Regions from separate parts of the Homo sapiens genome. Here regions 1 and 3 are each linked to region 2. Evidence: chromatin loops called from intact Hi-C (ENCODE). Cell type or tissue: PC-9. All regions are shown on one strand. Each heading gives the region's core, and the rest is flanking DNA. Links, peaks and the distances in the headings are about the cores only.

Region 1 (7,778 bases), core at 979-5,978, 81 kb before region 2:
GAAGCAAGTACGACTATTACAAACATACAAAGTCAAAAAAAGAATAGCCTGTTTTGTATACTAGTTCCAATCCCACCACCCAAAACCTCAACAGAGTAACAAGGCCAAGGCTACAAAAAGAGTGAAGTCTACAAAGGGCTCAGCTTAAAGTCCTTTACTAAAAATTAAACCACCGAAGTAGGTTCTGTGGCAGATTGAGGCTCCCCCCCATCAGATTCGTATGCAGTAAAATTATGAATCTTGCTCAGGCCAAAGTAAAATCAATGCATCTTGCTTGTTATGAACGCAAACCTACTTAGAAACAATATGGCAAAGCTCTTCCTGGTTTTCAAAGGGAAATTTCTATTTAATCCTGTAGCAATTTTTGTTGCTGTATTTGAATACCTAATGTCTTTACACATGGATACCTTTTAAAGATTCCACCAAAGAGCTTGGCTCAATAAACAATAGTGGTTTTTTTAATTAAAAAAAAGCTTCAAGTCCTTAGTAATTTTTCAAATTCTTGTGGAGATTGCCCAGGAGATGGGAAAGAAAGAAAGAAAACCACCACCACTGTGGAAGTCAGCCCATTTCATCAAAGTTTTTCTAGCCAACAGTACAGTTCAATAATTTATCCTAAGTGCCTAGTATGAGGAAAAAAATAAAACTCTAAGTTTTGGGGTACATGTTATAACTCTTAAGCTATTATCTATCTTGAAAGTTCTTTGATGTAAGACTTCAAAATCTCTCCACTTACCTTCTGGTGTTAAATCAGTGATAATTTAATATACAAAGAATTATTTTTTATTACTAACAGACTTTAGATTTTAGAAGTCTTAGACTTACAGAAAATATGAAGAGAGTACAGAGTTCCCATATACCCAGCACACAATATCCCCTACTATTAACATCTTATTAGGATTTGTTACACTTTTGTTACACTTAACCAATATTGATACATTGTCATTAACTCAAATCCATGGTTTATTCTGATTTCCTTAGTCTTTACCTAACGTCCCTTTTCTGTTCTAGGATCTACATATATTTAGTTGTCATGTCTCCTTGGGCTCCTCTGGGCTCGGGCAGTCTCTCAGATTTTCCTTGTTTCTGACGACCTTGACAATTTTAAGGAGTACTGGTCAGGTACACTGTAGAATGTCTGTTTACTGGAAATTGCATGATTCATGAATAGACTGGGGCTATGGGTTTTGGGAAGGAAAAAAATCACATGAAGTGGCATCTTATATCATATCATATCATATCAAGGGATATGCCATCAACATGATTTGTAACTGTTGGAGGCCGAAAGACTGAGGGTCGTGATCAACTCAGTATACCACTGGAGGCTATAAGAGTGAACAGCAAACTGTTCTCATAAACGCAGAATGTTGGCAAACTGACAAACTGCCTATGCCACCCAGAAGGAATGCTGAAGGCAGTCACGCCCCAAGCTCAGTTTCTTGTGATTAGGTACATCTGAAGCCTGTTCGTAATAATATGAACGTGTGATCAATTAAGCAGCTGACCAGTCATTATCACCTCCCCCCTGCTCTTTCTACCCAATAAATTCTAAGGGCTGTGGAAGCTAGGCTGCTGCCTTTGCTCCCTAGAAGCAGGGAGCCCTCTTTTTCTTCCCCTTTTTTCTTCCTTTAAAAGTTTCTTTTGTCTTAATTTTTCATTTCTACATTTGTCCCCCTTCACTCAGTCTCATAATGACGGTCTCAAGTAGTAACAGCAGTAACTGTCATAGTGACAGTCTCAAGTAATAACCGTGGCACTATGCCACATGTAACTGTTAATGTTGACCTTGTTCATCTGGCTGAAGTAAACAAGGAATGTTTAATATGTAATTATCAATAAAATTTTTACAATTAGTAGCTACAATTATAGTAGACAATTTTGAAAATATATTAAAAATATTACTCAAAATGTCTGCAGATAACCTATATAGCCCAAAATAGGGAAGCGGCTATATAAATGGTGCACATTCACTATATGGAATGTATACAGTCCCTTAAAAATAGCAAATACAAGGCTGGGCGCAGTGGCTCATGCCTGTAATCCCAGCACTTTGGCAAGATGGATCACTTGAGTCCAGAAGTTCGAAACCAGCCTGGCCAACATGGCGAAACCCATCTCTACTAAAAATACAAAAACTAGCCAGGTATGGCAGCACACGCCTATAATCCCAGCTACTCAGGAGGCTGAGGTACAAGAATCATTTCAACCCAGGAGGCGGAGGTTGCAGTGAACCGAAATTGCGTGACTGCATTCCAGCCTGGGCAACAGACCAAAAAACAAAAAAAAAGTATATATATGTATATATAACTATTTGCTAATATGGAAAGAGATATAACATTTTTAAATGACCACACTCCCTTACTTCCAACTAGGTAAAAACACCATAGCCTAAAGAAGAAAATGCAAAAAAAAGACAGCCACTGTAATTGGTCAGACGAGAACATGGGTAATTTTTCTTCCTTTCTCGTCCCCAAGTAGATAGTGTTTAATTGCTACTTTTACAATTACAGGCAGAAAAAAATGTTTAACTGCTCAAATTTTACAAAAAATATTTCCTTTTTGAGGGTGAGCGTATACCCATACACAAACTATGTGGGTTTGGGAATTAGGCCTTGCAAACACAGTTTAAAAATTCCAATTCTCGGCCAGGTGCAGTGGCTCACGCCTGTAATCCCAGGAGGCTGAGGTGGGCGGATCACCTGAGGTCGGCAGTTCATGACCAACCTGACCAACATGGAGAAACCCCACCTCTACTAAAAATACAAAATTAGCCAGGTGTGGTGGCATATGCCTGTAATCCCAGCTACTCGGGAGGCTGAGGCAGGAGAATCGCTTGAACCCGGGAGGCGGAGGTTGCGGTGAGCCAAGATCGTGCCATTGTACTCCAGCCTGGGCAACAAGAGCGAAACTCTGTCTCAAAAATAATAATAATAATAATAATTCCAATTCTCTATGTACCCCAAAGTTTACTTATTTTAGCTCACCAGATTACTATCGTTACTAAATTAAAAATTCACCTGTACTGTTGCTCCTGGAAGCCTGAAAACTGCACTTTCTGGCCTCCTTGCCAACTAGGCTTAAGTTAGAGTCTGTCAATGAGAAGCACTTCTGTGAGATCAGAAGAAGCAGGGAGGCTGGGTGCAGTGGCTCACACCTGTAATCTCAGCACTTTGGGAGGCTGAGGTGGGTAGATCAACTGAGGTCAGGAGTTCAAGACCAGCTTGGCCAACATGGTGAAACCCCGTCTCTACTAAAAATACAAAATTAGCCGGGCGTGGTGGCATGTGCTTGTAATCCCAGCTACTCAGGAGGCTGAGGCAGGAGAATCGCTTGAACCTGGGTGGCAGAGGTTGCAGTCAGCCAAGATCGCACCATTGCACTCCAGCCTGGGCGACAAGAGCGAAACTCCATCTCAAAAATAAAAATAAAGAAGAAGCAGAGAAACAGCGAAACCATTTTCTACTTGTTTCTAAAAACCAGCAGTTGCAGCTAATGGCAGGTACTGCAGACTCCTGCTAACAGATACGCAAGTCATGGTGGAGATTCTGCCCAACAGCTGTGGGCAACATCAAGCTTCAGCAGCACAGGCAATGAATGATTCCAACAATTTCAGCAGTAATGAGCTAGTTATCCATGTATCCCCTTCTCAACTCCAAATTCTCCCTTTCAGTCCCTGTTCAGTGATAGGGATGCTAAGCTTTTCTTTTCTTTTCTTTTGGCTAGGGGCAGTTAAACTTTGCCAGTAGAGGGTGCTGGAGGGATATCTAAGAAGAAAGGGGTGTTTTCTAGCTCCTGCCACACTATCAGTAGTTTTGTTTTAATGAACACCTTCATACAGCCCTGCTGATGAGGACCCAACACACTCCAGGACTTGCACAGGTACACACAGTGATATCCCAACTCCCTCTGCATAACTGCCCATCAACCTTGGCTCACCTGTACCCGGAAGGTTGCTTTCTGCTCCCCAGAAGAAGTGGTGTACCACTTTACACTCCCACCAGCAGTATATGAAAATTCCAACTGCTCTACCTCCTTACAAACACTTGGTACGGTCAGTCATTCTATTACCATTTTAGCCACACTAATAGGTATGTAATGATATCTCACAGTAGTTTTAATTAACAATTTTATTCAGATATATGTCATAAAGTTCACCAATTTAAAGACTTCAATTGTTTTAAGTATATTTACAGTTACGCAACCATCACCATAATCTTTTAGAACATTATCATCATCCCAAAAGGAAACCCTGTAACTATTAGTGGATACTTCCTACTCCATCTGCTCTCCCCAGTTCCAGACAACCACTAATTTCTCTATATATAGATTTGCCTATTCTGGACATTTCACACAAATAGGATCATAGAAAATATGTTCTTTTGTGACTGGCTTATTTCACTTATCCTAATGTTTATGAGATTTATCCAAGTTGTACCATGCATCAGTACTTAATTCCTTTGAACTGCTGGGTAATATTCTATTTTACAAATAGATCACATTTATCTACTCATCAGTTGATGGACACTGGGTTGTTTCTATTTGGCTATTATAAATAATACTGCTAACTCATATACAGGTTTTTGTGTGAATATATTTTTTGAATTCTCTTGGGTATATGAAATTTCTGGGTCATATGGTTACTCAGCTTATCTTTTTGAGGAATTACCAAAATCAGTCACACTATCTTACATTCCTAGCGTAACAAATGAAGGTTCCAATTTTTCTACAATGCTCACCAACACTTACCTGTTCTTTCTGATTATAGCCATCCTAGCAGGTGTGAAGTGGTGTCTCATTATGGTTTTGACTAATGATGCTTAGCATATTTGCATATGCTTAATAGCCATGTACATGTATTTTTTAGTGAAGTGTCTATACAAATCTTTGGACCATTTTAAAAACTGAGTTATTGTTTTCTTATTACTGAGTTCTGAGAATTTTTTATATACTCCAAGCCCCTTATAAGATACATCTTCTGTATCCTGTCTTCATTCTGTTAAGTGTCTTTCTAATTTTGAAAGAAATTCTGAATTTTGATGCCATCTGATTTATCCACTTCTTTTATGGATCATGCTTTTGGAGTCATACCTAAGAGATCTTGGTCTAACCCAAGATTCCGAAGAATTTCTCCTATATTTTCCCCTAGAAGTTTCATAGTTTTAGGTTTTTCATTGAGGTCTAACAGCCCTTTGAGTTAATTTTGGTATATGGTACAAGCTATAGCTCAAAGTTCTTTTTTTTTTCCTACAGCTATTCAACTATTCCAGTGCCATTTGTTGAAAAACGATATCCTTTATATTTTATGCAATTGCTTTTGCACTTCTGTCCAAAAATCAACTGTCCATGTATGTGTGGATCTATTTCTGGACTCTATCCTACACTACCAGACAAATGGATTTTAATTTAACAGTTAATTTAATTTTTTAAGGTGACTGCCATGTTTTCAGATACGTTAAGAAACTACCACTTGTCAAGTTTTGACATAGTATCAAAGAACATACAAACATCTGAAAATATTCATCCCTTTTCAAGCTATAAATCTGTGTGATGCCGAGTTTTTATATACACTAACCAAAACACTTAACAAAGTGACTGCAAAGGGAGAGATGAGAATCCAATTGTCTTATAATAATCCAGATAACGTTATTTTTATTAACATATATTGAGTTTATTGTTACTTTTAAATATTCTAAATAATTTGTATTCATTCTTCATTTCTAATATGGTAAATATCTATCTTTACATATAAAACCCACATAAACAAAAGTCCTTTGGGTCCTCAATTTTAAGAATGTAAAGGGGTCTTGGGACAAAGCTTTGAAAACCACTACTCTAGCTACATCAATGCTCTTCAAACTGTTCCATTCAATAGAAATGCCTCTTGGCACTTTTCAAGGACTTGGAATGAAGAAATGAAACATGCAGAAAACATTGTTGCACAGGTCCTAGATACGTAGTAGACATGTACCCAATATTTGGTAAATGGGGAAGTAATCAAAAAAGACATGGAATCTCCAATATTCTATTTCAAAAGTGTTATAACAGAACTGCACCCTAAACAGGGTAAATTTGTGTGTAAATTATACTTTATTAACCTGATTCCATCTTTACAGAATACATTAAGAGGTGACAGAAGGGAAGGAGAGAGACAGGAAAGTAAAAAGTGTATTACAGCCAGGCACAGTGGCTCACACCTGTAATCCCAGCACTTTGGGAGGCCGAGGTGGGCGGATCACCTGAGGTCAGGAGTTCAAGACCAGCCTGACCAACATGGAGAAACCCCATCTCTACTAAAAATACAAAATTAGCCAGGTGTGGTGGTGCATGCCTGTAATCCCAGCTACTCGGGAGGCTGAGGCAGGAGAATCCCTTGAATCCAGGAGGCGGAGGTTGCCATGAGCCGAGATCGCGCCATTGCACTGCAGCCTAGGCAACAAGAGCTAAACTCCGTCTCAAAAAAAAAAAGATATTATAATGAAGTTAAGTTATAAAAAATAAGTGTACAGGGAATGCTTCAGTCTTCCAAGCCTTCAAGAATTCATGTCTATCATGGGCTGAATTGCACTGCCCCTCCCCCCGTAATTCACGTGTTGAAGCCCTAACCTGCATGTATACACAATGTAACTATATTTGGAGACAGGATCTTTAAAGAGGTAATTAAGTTAAAATGAGGTCCTTAGAGTAGGCCCTAATCCAATATGACTAGCGTCTTTAAAAAAAGAAGAGATTAGGACATAGAGGGACAACTACATGAAGACATACAGAGAGAAGACTACATGAAGACACAGAAGACAATCATCTACAAGCCAAGGAGAGAGACCTCAGAAGAAACCAGGCCTACCAACACCTTCATCTCAAACTTCTAGCCTCCAGAGTTGAGAAAACAAATTTCTCTTAAGCACCCAATCTGTAGTACTTTGTTACAGCAGCCCCTGCAAACTAAAACAATATCTAAAACTGAACTACTTATCTCTTTCCATTCCCATTTGAAATAATATAAAAATCAATCATTTTTAACTCCTCCTCCTTATATTACCTCTTCAATTACTATGTTCTATTAATTCTACCTTGGTCTATTTCTTCTTTTCCATTCTTTCCATTCCCTCTACCTTAATGTAACTCCTATATCTCATCTAGCCTACTGCAACAGCATTCTAAAATATAGTCTGAATTATTAAGTTTTCCCTTGGGGGGTTCTTACTTCCTATTCACTTTTCAAGAACTCTTTCTGTTCTAACTGTATTATACTAAAAATAAGTGATCTTCATAGTCTTACAGGACAGAAGTAAAACCCACTAAAGTAAGCCTGGCCTGGAAGAAATGGGAAGTAGGCATCTGGAAGAGGATAGCCCAGCAATAATCACTCACAGGGCTTCAGTCTAAAAAGTATTCTAATTGAGCAATATAGCAGATCTCTTTTGCACTGTCTTACCAGCTCAAGAATGGACACAGCCAGTCATGATTCTTATTCTTCCATTACCTTTCCCACCACCACCCAGCTACCTGGATCAAAAGGATAAGCAACTGACCCAAGATGAGCCAGTGAGATTGTAGCTTCCAGAAATTTGAATTTAAGACAAACAAAAACTTGTCTTAACCAGGAAAGAGATAGACTCAGTAACCCTGGGGGATTGGTTTCAGGAAGTCCACAGGTGCCAAAATCCACAGATGCTCAAGTCCCTTATGTAAAACAGCATAGTATTTCCAAGTAACCTATGCACATCCTTCCATATACAGGAGTCCCCTGAACAAGAGTTAGGGGCACCGACCTCCTGCAC
Region 2 (7,778 bases), core at 2,128-7,127:
CACCCACGTCAGGCCCACTCCCCCAGGTGCCTCCACATCCCATGCCAGCCTATCCCATGGGAGTGTGCCCTGTGGATAGCCTCATTGCCAGGGCTGGGTTACCAGCAGGCTGCCAGACGCTGTGCACCTGCGGTTGTGAAACCTAAGAGGGCTTGGCCCGGTGCCAGGTGGCTGCTTTGCTGCGATCAAAATTGGCCTTCACACCCACTACTTTTCCTTTTCTCTGAGCCAGAATCGCCAACGTAGCAAGTTTTTAAATAAATGCAAGCAAAATACTGAGTCAAGCAACTCTGAAACTAAGATCAATTCATGTCCATATTTTGCAGAACCATTGTTCCAGACTTCTTTGTAGGGCAAGAGCCTTGGGACCCCTCTGGCGACTGGTCTATCTTCCCTGAGTGGCTGAAAACAAGAAATGCCCAGAAGATCGATAGGTGAGTTATCCGCAGACGTGGCCATGTGCACGTTGTGGCCCAGGGAGGTGAGAGCTGGGTGGGCTTCACCTTTCAGACACTACTCCTTACCTTGGGGTAGGACTTCTCCATGGCCAATGGAATCCTTCCCCTGGCACAAAGGAGAAAAAATTTTTTTTTGTTTTTGCTCTGTTGGAGCCCAGGCTGGAGAGCAGTGGCATGATCTCGGCTCACTGCAACCTGTGCTTCCCAGGTTCAAGCAATTCTCCTGCCTCAGCCTCCCGAGTAGCTGGGATTACAGGCGCCTGCCACCAGCCCGGCTAATTTTTGTATTTTTAGTAGAGACGGGGTTTCACCATGTTGGCCAGGCTGGTCTCAAGTGCTGGGATTTTTTTTGTAATTAAAATTTTTAGGCCGGGCATGGTGGCTCACACCCGTAATCCCAGCACTTTGGCAGGCTGAGGCTGGCTGATCACTTGAGATCAGGAGTTTGAGACCAGCCTGGCCAACATGGTGAAACCTGCCTCTACTAAAAATACAAAAAACAAACAAACAAACCAAAAACTTAGCTGGGTGTCATGACGCACGCCTGTAGTCCCAGCTACTTGGGAGGCTGAGGCATGAGAATTGCTTGAACCTGGGAGACGGAGATTGCAGTGAGCCAAGATGGCACCACTGCACTCCAGCCTGGGGGACAGAGCGAGACTCCATCTCAAAAAAAAAAGAAATTAATTAATTAAAAATTTTAAAATAAAATAGAGATGGGGTCTCACTATAGGCGTGAGCCACTGCACCCAGCGGGGATAGCATTCTTTATGTGATGATGATCAATATCAAACAATATTTTTATGAGCACCATCTATGAAAATAGAGATTTTAGTGCATCTGTCACCGAGTAGTGTACAGTTTACCTAATATATAGTTTTTTGGCCCTCACACCCTCCCACCCTCCCCCTTCTGAGTCTCCATAGTCCATTATATCACTCTATGTGCCTCTGTGAATCTACTCATAGCTTAGCTTCCACTTATAAGTGAGAACATACAGTATTTGGTTTTCCATTCCTGAGTTACTTCCCTTAGAGAAATGACCTCCAGCTCCATCCAAGTTGCTGCAAAAGATATTATTTTGTTCTTTCTTATGGCTGAGTATAGTCTATGGTGTATATAGGCCACATTTTCTTTATCCACTCATTGGTCAATGGGCGCTTCGGTTGCATATCTTTGCAATCGTGCTACAATAAACATACGTGTGCAGCCCACCTCCACTTTGGTACATTGCTTCTAGTTGAAAATGTATTCTGAGTTCCAAACAATCAGTTTGCACATGAATCATTTGCCAGACAAGGGCCACTATTCTTGGTCCCCTCATGGCTGAAATAGTCCTGATGGCGTTCCAAATTTGGCTTCACTGGGCGGCAGGGGGAGGAGACGAGCAATGCAGAGTGGGGAGTTTTGGGGAGAGAGTGAACGTGTGAAGTCAGAGAGTGTCTGGGCGTCTGCCCATAGTTATGGCTGCTCATGGGAGAGAGGAGAGAGGAGACTCTTCTCCTGGGAGACTCAGGGGACAGAGAAGACTGGGGCACTCTGCAGGGAGCAGATCATGGACTCGGGTCTTACGAACCGTGCTGTGGGCTGTGGCCTTCATCCCCAGGCTGTGGAAGACTGCTCAGCTCTCAGCTGGGAGTGAGGCAGTTGGACCTATGTTTTGGGAAGAGCCCAGCTTGCCTGCAGCTGTCAGGCAGTTGGAGGAGGGCTGGGCTTGGCAGGAAGATGTGCTGGGATGATGCATCAGTTGGGCCAGAGGTAGTAAGGGTGGAGCTCCCAAAAGAAGAAACCTTGGCAACTTCAAAAACAGTTGCTGATACAGCCCTGTTATCATCAGCACAGCTCTTTGAGGGGTTCACAAAATAAGCCTGATTCTTGAATATTTTTTCTTTCTGTTCTAGAGAGATCAGTGCTATCTTGAAGTATCTGAAACAACAGTGTCATGCCCAGAAAATTGGCATCGTGGGATTCTGCTGGGGTGGAACTGCTGTCCATCATTTGATGATGAAATACTCAGAATTCAGGGCAGGGGTGTCCGTCTATGGTAAATCTGCCTTGTGCATTTTTACTCCATGCAGAAGGGAGGGGTGGAAGAGTGACAACAATCACAAGCCTCCCCATCCAGTGTAACACAACCCCCAATAATGTGAAGACTGCCCATCTTATGGAAATGGGTTTTAAGAATCTGAAAATAGAGGTGGAGGTTTGTCATGCAGTTAACCAGAGGATGTCACCGGGAGTCAAGAGGTCTGGGTCCCAGTGGTGTGACTTTGGGAAAGCCACCTAATCTAAATTCTCCATTTCTTCACCTAGGATGAAGGGGATAGCTTTTTTTGTTTTTTTAATGTAATGATGATCAATATCACACAAGATTTTTATGAGCAACATCTATGAAAATATTTTTCTGGTGGTGGCTAATGCCTGTAATCCCAACACTTTGGGAGGCTTAGGCAGGCAGATCACTTGAGCTCAGGAGTTCGAGACCAGCCTGGACAACATGGCAAAACCCTGTCTCTACAAAAAATACAAAAATTAGCTGGGCGTGGTCACGTGCACCTGTAGTCCTAGCTACTCCGGAGGCTGAGGTGGGAAAATCGCTTGAGCCCAAGAAGGTCAAGGCTGCAGTGAGCCATGATCATGCCGCTGCACTCCAGCCTGGGTGACAGAGCAAGACCCTGTCTCAAAAAAAAAAAAAAAGAAAAAGAAAGAGAAAGAAAGAAAGAAAGACTGATTTTTCCAAGATACAAATTGCTCTAACTGTACACAAACATGCACACACACTAAGAAAGAAAGCAAAGGCAGCCAGATGCGATGACTCACGCCTGTAATCCTAGCACTTTGGGAGTCCAAGATGGGCAGATGGCTTGAGCCCAGGAGTTCGAGACCAGCCTAAGCAACATAGAGAGACCTTGTCTCTATAAAAAATTTTAAGGCTGGGCGTGGTGGCTCACGCCTATAATCCCAGCACTTTGGGAGGCCGAGGTGGGTGGCTCATGAGGTCAATAGTTCGAGACCAGCCTGGCCAATATGGTGAAACCCCGTCTCTACTAAAAATACAAAAATTAGCTGGGCGTGGTGGTGGGCGCCTGTAGTCCCAGATATTCAGGAGGCTGAGGCAGGAGAATCGCTTGAACCCGGGAGGTGGAGGTTGCTGTGAACCAAGATTGTGCCACTGCACTCCAACCCAGGCAACAGAGTGAGACTCTGTCAAAAGAAAAAGAAAAAAATTACTTGGGTGTACTGGCACATGCCTGTGGTCCCAGCCTCTCAGGAGGCTGAGGCAGGAGAATCACTTGAGCCCAGAAGTTTGAGGCTGCAGTGAGCTGTGAATGCACCACTGCACTCCAACCTGGATGACAGGGAGTGAGACCTTGTCTCTTAAAATAAAAAATAAAAAAAAAAAAGGAAAGAAAGCCAAGGAAAACACACTCTAAAATCGAAATAGCAATTTATACATTTTTGGCCAAAACAAACCAAAGTTACTACAGCAATGAAATAACATTATATCTGTATATAGAAACTGCTTGCTAAATTCATGATATAGAAGCATTCAGACCAATAGATAAACGAAAACAAAAAAGACACATAGGAAATATAGCCTTTAAAAATAATGCAGATGCTCCTCTACTTACAATGGGGCTAAGTCTTGATAAACCCATCATAAATGGAAAATATCTCAAGTCGAAAATGCATTTAATCCACCTCACCTACCAAGCATCATAGCCTCACCTGGCCGACCCGAAACACCTGCATCAGGCTACAGTTGGGCAAAATCATCTAACGCAAGGCCTATTTTATAATAAAGTCTTGAATGTCTCATGCAGTTTATTGAATTCTGTACTGAAAGTGAAAAACAGAATGGTTGTCTGGGTACTTGGGGAACAGTTTCTACTGAATGAGTGTCGCTTGTGCACCATTGTAAAGTCAAAAAATGAAAGTGGAACCATCGTTAGGCCTGGGACCATCTGAAGTGGATCATAAAGTTATACTAATGATTCCTTCTTGGGTTAATGGTTCCTCATTGTGGTATTTTCAACTACTTTTAGAGTTAAAAACGCCTTTAAATATTGACTTAGGACAACACAAAAGGACATAAACTCAAAAGGCAGTGGCCAGCTGCCTCTGGGAACAATGGAGCTGAGAGATGCTTTGTCCAGACCATGCTTTTGCGCGATTTAGCAAAAGGCGGTCGGGAGTGGATGCCTCCCCGGCGCCACCTTCTGGCCGCTGTTGTGTAGTGCGTGAGCTGCAGAGCGTGGCCGGGCTCAGGCCCAGGGATATCAAAAGAGGCCCATCCACATGAAGTAGCTTTGCTAGAGTGGGGAAGGGAGCGTGGTCACCTTTCCCGTGGCTCCCTGCCTCCTGAAGAGGAGTTACAGGTGAAGGAGGCTCTCTCTGTTACTTAGCTCTTCTGCTGCCAGCAGGAAGTGGAAAAAAGTTATGTTATTTACGTCTTCTTATCTTAAAATGGTTAACTTGCTGCAAATCTTTTACTTACTTATTTTCGCATAGAAGTGGACACACCCACAGGTTGTTTTCAGACAACCTGGGTCAGGCAGAGCATGCTTCTAATTTCAGAATTAATCTCGAATGAATGCTGAGATGAAAGATGAAAACTATTGTTATTATTTTTTGAGACAGCATCTTGTTCTGTCACCCAGGCTGGAGTGCAGTGGCACGATCTTGGCTCACTGAACCTCCACCTCCTGGGTCCAAGCAATTCTCCTGTCTCAGCCTCCTGAGTAGCTGGGGCTACAACACCCAGCTAATTTTGTATTTTTAGTAGAGACAAGGTTTTGCGTGGGTGGCCAGGCTGGTCTCGAACTCCTGACCTCAAGTGATCCACCCCGCCTTGGCCTCCCAAAGTGCTGGGATTACAGGTGTGAGCCACCTCGCCCGGCCAAAAACTGATTTTTATAGACTGACCTGCTAGGCCCAGGCAGTTTCACACTTCCACACTTCCACACTCGTGGTCTGGTGCGAGTCTAAATACCCACTCAAAAGACAGCTCCTCTTACCAACAAAACTACTCAGTGCATTCAAGCCAGAACCCGTGGGACTTGTGTAGACCTGAGAAACTTCTCAAGCGAAGGTTTGACATTGATCCTCTTTGTAAACGAAGGTACATCCCAGCGGGACATTCCTCAGGCTGCTCCGCATCTTTCCATACTAAGCAGCGGACGAGGTATCATTCAATTATTTAATGGCCTGATTCCCAGTCCATAAAGTGGGGAGGTAGACAGTAGGAGGATCTGACTAAATAAATTTCTCTTGTACTCTTATAATCCTCTTTTTTTTTTTTTTTCTGAGACGGAGTCTTGCTCTGTTGCCCAGAGCTGGAGTGCAATGGCATGATCTTGGCTCACTGCAACCTCCACCTCCCGGGTTCAAGCCATTCTCCTGCCTCAGCCTCCCGAGTAGCTGAGATTGCAGGCGCGTGCCACCACACCTAGCTAATTTTTGTATTTTTAGTAGAGACAGGGTTTCACCATGTTGGCCAGGCTAGTCTCGGACTCCTGACCTCATGATCCGCCCTCCTCGACCTCCCAAAGTGCTGGGATTACAGGCTTGAGTCACTGCGCCCAGGCTTTGGGTTTTTTGTTTGTTTGTTTTGTTTTGACGGGGTCTCACTTTGTTGCCCAAGCTGGAGTGCAGTGGCACAAACGGCTCACTGCAGCCTCAACTTTCCAGGCTCAAGCAATCCGCCCACCTTAGTCCCCGCAAGTAGCTGAGACTACAGGCATGCACCACCACACCCGGCTTATGTTTGTATTTTTTGTAGAGACAGGGTTTTGCGATGTTACCCAGGCTGCTCTCAAACTCCTGAGCCCAAGCCATCCACCTGCCTCAGCCTCTCGAAGTGCTGGGATTACAGGCGTGAGCCACCGCGCCCGGCCTTCTTTTACGCTAATCTTACAAGTGGGGCCACTTCTGTGGAATGGCTAAAAAAGAAAATAAAGTCCGCAAAGCAGAGATTTTACTTTGAAAAATCAAACCCAAATGTTGCAGTTTTCTGTGGCATGAGTGTGGGGATCATGCGGCATGGGTGTGGGGATCATGTGGCATGAGTGTGGGGATCAGACATCATGCCTCTGTGCTTGTTTTTCAGGCATTGTCAAGGATTCTGAAGACATTTACAATTTAAAGAACCCCACTTTGTTCATTTTTGCTGAAAATGATGTTGTGATTCCACTCAAGGACGTAAGTTGGCATCTTTTCTCTTCGTATTTATTTATTTGAGATGGAGTCTCGCTCTGTCGCCCAGGCTGGAATGCAGTGGCGCGATCTCGGCTCACTGCAACCTCCACCTCCCAGGTTCAAGCCATTCTTGTGCCTCAGCCTCCCGAGTAGCTGGGACTACAGGCGCCCACCACCGCACCTGGGTAATTTTTGTATTTTTAGTAGAGACGGGGTTTCACCATGTTGACCAGGCTGGTCTTGAACTCCTGACTTCAGGTGATCTGCCTGCCTTGGCCTCCCAAAGTGATGGGATTATGGGTGTGAGCCACCACGCCTGGCCTCATTTATATATTTAATAGCACGGTTTGACATTCTGCGGGGAGTGGGAAGTCTTGAAGGATGCATTTGTTGCTCCAAATATTTCCAACATTAACATTTTAAAGATGGGTTTTATTCAATTCCACTTATATAATTCCAGTGTGGAAGTATAACCTTCCCAAAACATGCTTAAGGAAATGTCTGAGGGAAGTATTCTCAGCATGGCCTGGTTACCTGGTGGAGAAACGGGACCTCTTGCCCCACCTCCATGCTAACCCACAAATTACAATAAAGTCTGTGACCTTAAAGACAAGGATTTATTAAACAAAGTCAGTTGATAAGGAAAAAGCAGAAGAAAAGTATGGTTCAAAAGCAGTCATTTAGCTGGGCGTGGTGGCTCATGCCTGTAATTCCAGAAACTCAGAAGGCTGAGGTGGGAGGATTGATTGAGGCTGAGAGTTTAAGACCAGGCTAGGCAGTCTAGCTAGATCCCTTCTCCACAAAAATATAAAAAAATTAGCTGGGATGGTGGCACACATCTGTAGTCCCAGCTATTTGGGAGCCTGAGGCAGGAAGATTGCCTGAGCACAGGAGTTGGAGGCTGCAGTGAGCCACGATTGTGCCACCGCACTCCAGCCTGGGTGACAGAGTGAGACCCTGACTCTTAAGAAAAAAAAGCAGTCATTTAGAAATTATTGTTATAATATTAGTAACTAATATATTAATGCAAGTGATTTCAAATAATAGATGTATCATTTTTCCATTTCCCTGAAATCTCTCCTTTGCCAGACATAAGGACTGTGTTAGTTATAAAATTAGCAG
Region 3 (7,778 bases), core at 979-5,978, 140 kb before region 2:
GAGAGGACATTGTGTGTTTGATAAGAGGCCATTCCATGGTTGTTTAATCAAAACTCAGAGTATATGACATGGAGTGAGGTCAAACTGAAGCCCACATCAAAGCAAAAGGAGGAGCCTTGTAAACTATGCCAAAAGGTTGGACTGCATTAAAGGCCACAGAGGAACCAATGAAAAAAATGTTCACCAAAGAGGTACAATGAGATTCATTCTTTTGAAAGGTCATTGTGCCCAGTGTGGAGAAGGAATTAGTGATGGCAGGTTCAAGGCTGGGAAACCAGATAGGAAGGTGCCAAAGTTAGGGTAGGAGACGAATGACTCAACAAAAGTCAGGAGCAAAGGCTCCAGAGACGAGAGACCAGATTCTTCAGGGAAGAATGGGACACTTGGAGACCAGAGGGACATGGAGGACAGAATAAGGTGACATGGATAGCCTTCAAGGTTTCTGACTTATGCAATTTGTTGGATGATAATGTTTGCTGCTGAGAGACGGAATTCTGGAGAAGAAAAAGATTTGGGAAGGAAAAGTCTCTGCTTATAATTTTGAAAATATGTTGGGTTTAAGGAGCTATGAGGAGTCTTCACTACACAATCAACAAGACAGTGTATTTCAGTATAAACGTGTTGCCCATTAGCATCTCCTCTTTGGATCTTTTATGCCAAAGAATATTTCTTTAAAACTTAAATACAACAACACTGTTACTTAATTTTATATGATCACAGCACTTCTAGTCAGAAGAAGACAACCTGAAGGAAATCTGATCCTGCCTATTTTGTACAGCATGTAAATTTCAAGTTTTATCTTCTGGTAGAGAAAAGAACTGTATCAAAGAGCTTTATGATCCTCTAATCTTACCCAGAATAGTCAAATCTAAGAAAAGTGGTATTTTGAAATCATTGTCTTAGCTGGATTCACATTTACAAATAAAGCATATGGAGTGAGACATCCTTTTTACTAGGGGTAAAGAGAATGTCCAATGTTAATAAAAGTGCTCCTTCAAGGCTCCACAACCAGCATTACGTACCTAGTAAAGGAACAACACCAGAAGCTATGACATAAGGTACACACAGGGAAAGCAACAGCACAGAGATCACGGGAGCTGCCAGTTTACGAACAATATAGTGAAGGTCAATGTTCCGGATGCCATTTGCGTAAACCTGAAACATTACAAAAAGCAATTAGAACAAAGATACAAGACAAATTCCTCCAAGTTAATACAGCAATCTCCACACAACTGAATCTGCCAACCCAAAAATAGTCAAACTGGTTACTTCTTCTAAAGTCAAGGCAAATTCTGGTATATCAACATAAGCATAGTGCCCACGAGTTTCTGAAGAAATGTATTTACCCACTAACGCTCTGCAGTTAGCTCTGCTAAGTGATGAAATAAGACACTAATCTAGAATAATTTATACTCTACTTGCACTATACAATACCAGATGACATTCAGTGGTATTCATTCAAGACCACATTACTTGAAGTAACTTCATACATCTTATGAAAGAGATACGTAATATGTAATATTGTGTTATTATACAATATTGCATTCATTTTATCTGAGTATGATGAGAAAACACTGAAGCAGGAAGCGTTTCTGAAAAGCTTGCATAAATCAAATTTTAACAAATCAAAAGGTATTTAAAAATTTAGTATGAAAGAATTCTATAGTGAATATAAAAAAAGCAAGTCCAAGAATTACTAGAATATTTCCATCATCTTATCCAGAAAATTCTACAAGAGTAATGCAGAGGAAAGAATGGATGGAAATGGGAAAACCCTGGGAACAGAAAATTTAGATGGAGTGCAGACAGAAACAAGGCTTAGAAGGCTGTTATTTTCTTCTCCTCTTGCCTCACCAGCAGCACTTAAACCTCTCTTAGCTGTGACTGAATGTAGCATAACTCAACCCCATCACCTCGGAATTTGAATGGCAAACATGCTTAACCTTTTAAAGGCATGCTGCCATTCCCAAAGACACCTAGTTAACCCAAATGCATTTTAATCAATGAAGCAAGGCATCCCAGTGTTTCTCAACCATTTCCAACCATTTTTCTTAAATTTACAGAGACACACACGCACATACGCAAGAGAAAACAATGAATAAGATAACAAATTATTTAGAAGATCAATGATGTTCCACAGCCTCCAGTATGAATAAATCCCATCTCCATGCTCCTTTTTCAAGGGCCAGAGGCTAACCTGGCCATTCTAGAGTGTACTGGCCTGCACTCTGATCCTGAAGGGATATGAAGCCAGAAGCCCCCAATCCATCACACTCCTGGTGGACTTCAGAATTAGCCCATACTTTAGAGACACACACAAACACACTGCAATTTGCTGGCTCCCTAACCCCCCTACTCCTAAGAATCAAAATCTTGAAATACAGGCACTTTTTGAACAGATTTTCTTGAGCATGCTTGGCTAACTACTGTCTTTACTTCTCATACAGCAAAAAGAGGTGTACTTTACTGCTGCAGAACTGTTATGTCTTACTTATGTGGCACTGGCCTAAGGATAAGAGGGGTCCCCACAAGTACATTTGCCATATAGCTAAAGCGTAAAGTAGCAGCAAAATCTGTTATGTTGGCCATTTTGGATAGAAATTTTCCTTAAATGAATTACCATACTTTCTAGTCTTATTATCGGAGTGCTAAAGCACAGTCTACCTTTTCCAAGGTATTCCCACAACAATCAAATTATCTGGCAGTTCTGTAATACAATAATAGTCTTAGGTACTATGTAGCTAGATGAAGCCAAAACAGCTCTCCTTTTGTAATGTTTTTTCCTCTGTCTTCTTTTATTACCTCGAGCAATAACCTTTCCCCCACTCCAAATCTACTACAGGCTTAGAAACATTAATATCAACCTTCACCAGAAAAAAAGCACGTATTTTCATTTTTGTCTCCACTATGAACAGGGTTCTAGATACCGTAAGCTACTGGTTAACCTTCAGATAAAGGATGGCTTAAACGTGGTTGATGAAAATTCATGGGAGTATAGAAAACCACAATATGCCACCCTAAAAATATGCCTCTTAGGCATAAGGATTGTTTTGAGTTGAATGCAACTGAGAAAGAATAGATGCAGGAAAACTTTCCGTCCTCCCTCTATTGCCTAGAAGCAGAATATAAATGTATAAAGACAAAAGGTAGCCCACCCCACTTCCCTACACCATGAAGGACAAAGATTACCCACTGAAGAGAGCTTTGGGCCTTTCTGGGCCTCTAGATGGCACCAGAGGAATCAACACTGCCAAGCTTTACTAAGGAGCCGCATCTGCCAATTTTTTGCTTCCCCTCACTTGCCACCCCTAGAGACTCAAAGTCCTTTTCCTTCATCTTGTCACTTCTCTAAAAATTTATTATTCTTTGTTGAAGATTCGTTGGAATTCAAAGCCACCTCTTTGAAATTACTCATTCCCTGGGTATCTCCATGTATATATGAAATATGTACTTTAATAAACTTTTGTTTTTCTGTTGTCTTTTATTAAAGGGTTCCATTTTAACTAAAAAAAACAAGGGTTGAGAACAAATTATTTTCCTCCCCTACAGTGGTAAAACTAAACTGCTGTCTTTAAAAAAAAAAAAAAAGGTTATATATGCCCATCAAAAAAAATGTAGAAAACTCAGCAAGGTAGGAAGATAAGAAATAAGAGTTATAGCTGCCAAACATAAACACAACCAATTCCAGAATGTCTTTCTCTGAAAACTGATTTTGCTTACCTGTTCAATTACAGTTTTCAACCACCACTGAGGACCCATCAATGTTATAGCTGCAATGATTTTGGCATGCAGGACTCCAAGTGCCCAGTCCTAGGGAATTAAAAACCATTTAACATATTTCTGTTGTTTTTTAACAATAAACACAGCAGAGAGGCTGTATAATTTTCTTACATTATTTCACATCAAAATAGAAGTTCTATAGGATTGGCAACAATTTTACAAAAGACTAACGTACTGAAAACCCAGAGAATTTTTTTTCTTCAACAGCTCAAATTCAATGTTTCCATCAAAAATTGTTCTTCTATCTTTTAAAAATCTATATTGTTTTCCCAAGAGTTAGAGAAAGTCTGGTCATTAATGGATATCTCAAAAAGCAAATAAAATAAATGCCAAGATTTTATTTCAAACTATCTTTAGGCTATTTCATTGGTTTCAAGTGAGCTGATTTATGTCAAATTAAGACTGTGGAGCAAAGTTTGGCCTAAGAAACCATTCTAAAGGCTCACAGATAGCTTCTAGCTTGAAGCATTTGTGGTTCTACTGGGGAACTGTTACTAGGTTCCTCCTCATGGTGCAACGGACTCTTGGCCTGCCCACCCTCCAGCTCTCCACCAGACAGAGTGATGACTACTTCCTCCCTCCCCACAGCCCCCTTCCCCACCACCACCAAGTATCTCTTTAAATGCAAATCAGATCATGAACGTAACTTCCCTGCTTAACAACCCTGAAGTCCTTAGCAAGGCACACAAAACCCTTTATAACCTGGTCTCTATCTAGCTTATTTAAAACAACAACAACAAAAAACGGTATTAAAAAAAAAAAAAGAAACCACATGTAACATTTAGACTGATTCTTACATAAAACCAAAATCTTTACAGAAAAGACGGGAGTCCTCTGTGATCACTACCTTAAATCCTGATCCCTCCCCAGCAATAACCACTATTAGCTTTTGGTACATACCATCCATGTTTTTCCCCATGCATTCAGCTGCATCTATACATCTATATCCCATAGAAAGTATGTAGTATCATTTTCATATGGACTTTGCTCAGATTGTTAATTCTCCTCTTCACTGTCTACCATCTTGAGGCCAATGTTCCCATTTCTTTACTGGTTTGATTGGTTATTCTAAGGATCTTCTTCAAATGGGGTGAGAGGTTGATACATACACTGAATTCTTGAATACCCTCAAATATCAATCTTCACCCTGATAGGTGAACAGCTAAATGATTTTTTGTCTGGGTAGAGGAAGCTTGGCTTTTGTCCCTTTTACCCAGTCGTCTATAAATTCTCTGATCTTATGGTTTTCAGTGCTACAGAAAAAAAGTCCAATGACAATGCAGTTTTTTGAAGCTTGTTTTGATTTCCCCGTGTCTAATAAGATATACCCAATTACGTGTTTTTATCTTGGATCTCAATCTTACCAAATCTCATGAGCCCCTTCAAACTACAGAATCAGATCTTTCTTCAATTCAGTTAAATTTTCTCCTGTTTTTGTATCAATGCTGCCTCACATTTGTTCCTTCTGGAACCCCCGTTATCAGTACGCTAAGTCTCCTAGATGTTTCCTCCAAAACATTTCTCTTTCTCAATTTCCTCTTCCGTTTTGCCCAGTGCTTTGCATTCATCTTCCAAGCCTCCAAGCCAAGCCCAGTGGTGACTGTCCACATCTTTTTTCACTACTAGATTTGTCTGAAATCTATGTCATACAGCTCCACAACAACTGCGTTCTGCTTTAGAGCTGCTGTTTGTATGTGCGTGTGAACATACTGCACTCGGCGTCCGTGTATTTCCTCTTCTCTCTGGAAGCTCATGGCTCTGCAAGCAGTGCTGTCAAACTGGCATGTGTTCTGACTGCTCTGCCTTAACTTCCTTTCTGCGGCTGCTAAGCCTCCTGCATATAAAGCACTTGTTATAATTTCCTCTGCAGCCTCAAGGAGGCTTGGGCCTGGCTGAGAATATCCTAAAGGGCTTCAAAAGGATCTTTTACGTCTTCAGACCTTTGGGATAGCCCTCCAACAGTCTCCTACTGAGGAACATGAAGAAAGCCTCCCTGCTTTTTCTCACAGGCAGGGAAGATGCAACAACCCACCAATTCAGCTTTCTCTTGGCCTTCTGGGAGTCCAGCAGACACCCAAATGAGATTAATGTTTACCCAAGGAGGTCCAAGATCACTGTGATTCGCGTTCTCCAAAAACCCACTGCTTTGCAGTCCTCTCCTGCCAGACAGGACACACCACACTAGCTGCTCTGCTAGAATTCCAACTGGCCCACTATCCCACGGAGCTGCAGCCACTTGCTGCAGGAAAGGCAAGTAGCTTAAAGTCATGAATTAAGAAAAAGCAAACTGTTCCTTCAAAAACTTGGGGGTTTAATGCAAAACATTAAGGATAGCACGCTGCACATTATCTGTCTACAGCTTGTGCTTTCCCCCAACTCAGAAACACGTCTGGGAGCTATCGATATCAAAACAAATATCTCTACTTCATTTTTTCAATTGCTGCATTGATATTCCACATTTTATTTGGGCATTCTCTATTGGTGGACATCTAGATCACTTCTCATTTTTTGCTATAAAAAATGATGTATTTGCAGAAACAGCCTTGCTCATGCCTCACAGTAGATTCTGAAAAGCCAAACTGCTGAGTCATAATATATAAGCATTTTTAAACTTTGATAGTACCAAAGAATTCTCTAAGGTGATGATGATTTCAGAAGTAATGCTGAGTACTGTAAAGACCACCAAAAATACAAGTATAACTAGAACAAGTTGCATTTATTACTCATTGCAGCAAGGGAGTAACACATCATGGAGAACTTGGGGCCCCTCAGTAAGAGTGCTAGAAAGGGGTTATTACAGGATTTCAGCTTATGTTAGGGATTTGGGGGAGGATTTAAGAAGCAGGAATTTGGTCTGTATCAGATGCTATTAGAAAGCAGAGTAATCTGTGAATGGTTATCTTAATAAATAAATCTTATCTAGAAAAAGTGGCAGAAGCTAAAACTGTAATTGGTAATGAGGCAGTAACCAATCATGTTAGCCAGTAAAGGGGAATGTTTGGTCATTTCTGTGGTTTGAATAATGCTCCTGTTCTGTCTGTGTTCAGACATGATTGCAGAGGGTCTTGCTTTTGTCTTCCTCTATCTTGATCACAGAGTGACAGTGTATGATGTTGATGTTCTGTCAAATTGTTTATGTCCAACAGGAGAACACTAAGGCCTGGCTAACAGTGCCAAGATGGCTCCTTGATGCCACGGGATGCTCTGGCCTTTTCCAGGGCTCATGCTGCGTAACATTAAAAGGCAGATAGTATCTGTTTGTCCCATTTGCAGCAGTACTTTGCTTGATCACTGACTGGGTTAGGGTATTGTCAGCCTGACCCCTCCACTAGTTGTGTGTTTCCCTTTGAGCCATAAAGTAATCCATAAGGTGACACTTTGCCACCATTCAAATAACCACTTTCACACTGCAATGTAACATACCTGCAAATTATTTTCCCATCATGTGGTAGGGGGTCTATGTCCTCTTCCCTTGAATCTTAGCCAACATTTGTTACTTGCTTATACCCAGTAAAATGTACTGAAAAGTGATGTTGTAGGCCTTCTGACATGGGGTCATTAAAGATGATGCAGCTTCTTGTTTGTGGGGTCACTCATTTCCCTGAACTACAACGTAAGAAGCCCAAATACCTTGAGGTTACTTAGCTATGAAGCAGCCCAGGCACATATAGGAGCTCCAGTCAACAGCCCCAGATGGGTAGCAACCAACAACAAGCATCAACTCTCACACTGTTAAGTGATCACTGACTGGGTTAGGGTATTATCAGCCTGACCCCTCCACTAGTTGTGTGTTTCCAGCCAAATGATTCCATCCATAACTGTCAAATCATTCCCAGCCATTGAATCTTCCCAGCTGAGTCCCAGATAGCACAAAGCAGAGGCAAAGTGATATGCCCTGTCTTAATATCTGACCCACAGACTCTATGGACAAAATTAAAATGGTTGTTTTAAGCTGCAAAGTTGCGGGATAACTTGTTACACAGCAATAGCAACTGAAG

Evidence for each region. A loop is a pair of places that touch in the nucleus more often than their neighbours do. Peaks named below come from ENCODE experiments on the same cell type or tissue, not always from the same donor. Only the 100,000 strongest peaks of a DNase experiment are listed, where the experiment ranks them.
Region 1: a loop joins it to region 2, with 9 times the contacts of the local background. A loop is called at or near these places in 50 of 110 quality-filtered maps.
Region 3: a loop joins it to region 2, with 5 times the contacts of the local background. A loop is called at or near these places in 88 of 110 quality-filtered maps.

The regions. Positions count from the first base shown.
Region 1 is chr5:10,360,457-10,368,234 of GRCh38, reverse strand. The region is part of intron 1 of MARCHF6 (membrane associated ring-CH-type finger 6); the gene reads right to left. Among named protein-coding and RNA genes, the nearest start is that of MARCHF6-DT, 10 kb to the right of the region's middle. In PC-9, for the core only: a CTCF peak has its summit at 3,692; a DNase peak (open chromatin) is centred at 1,414; H3K27ac peaks cover 1,208 bases.
Region 2 is chr5:10,281,078-10,288,855 of GRCh38, reverse strand. It overlaps CMBL (carboxymethylenebutenolidase homolog), which reads left to right. Exons shown (of 6, transcript NM_138809.4): 3 at 327-434; 4 at 2,360-2,502; 5 at 6,568-6,659. Among named protein-coding and RNA genes, the nearest start is that of CMBL, 23 kb to the left of the region's middle. RefSeq lists an enhancer at 4,429-4,558 and a silencer at 4,659-4,728. In PC-9, for the core only: CTCF peaks have their summits at 4,454 and 4,666 (motif pointing left); a DNase peak (open chromatin) is centred at 4,675.
Region 3 is chr5:10,419,767-10,427,544 of GRCh38, reverse strand. It overlaps MARCHF6 (membrane associated ring-CH-type finger 6), which reads right to left. Exons shown (of 26, transcript NM_005885.4): 23 at 3,721-3,810; 24 at 1,023-1,155. Among named protein-coding and RNA genes, the nearest start is that of ROPN1L-AS1, 18 kb to the left of the region's middle. RefSeq lists an enhancer at 5,514-6,713. In PC-9, for the core only: a CTCF peak has its summit at 3,244 (motif pointing right); no DNase peak of the experiment used is centred there; H3K27ac peaks cover 1,286 bases.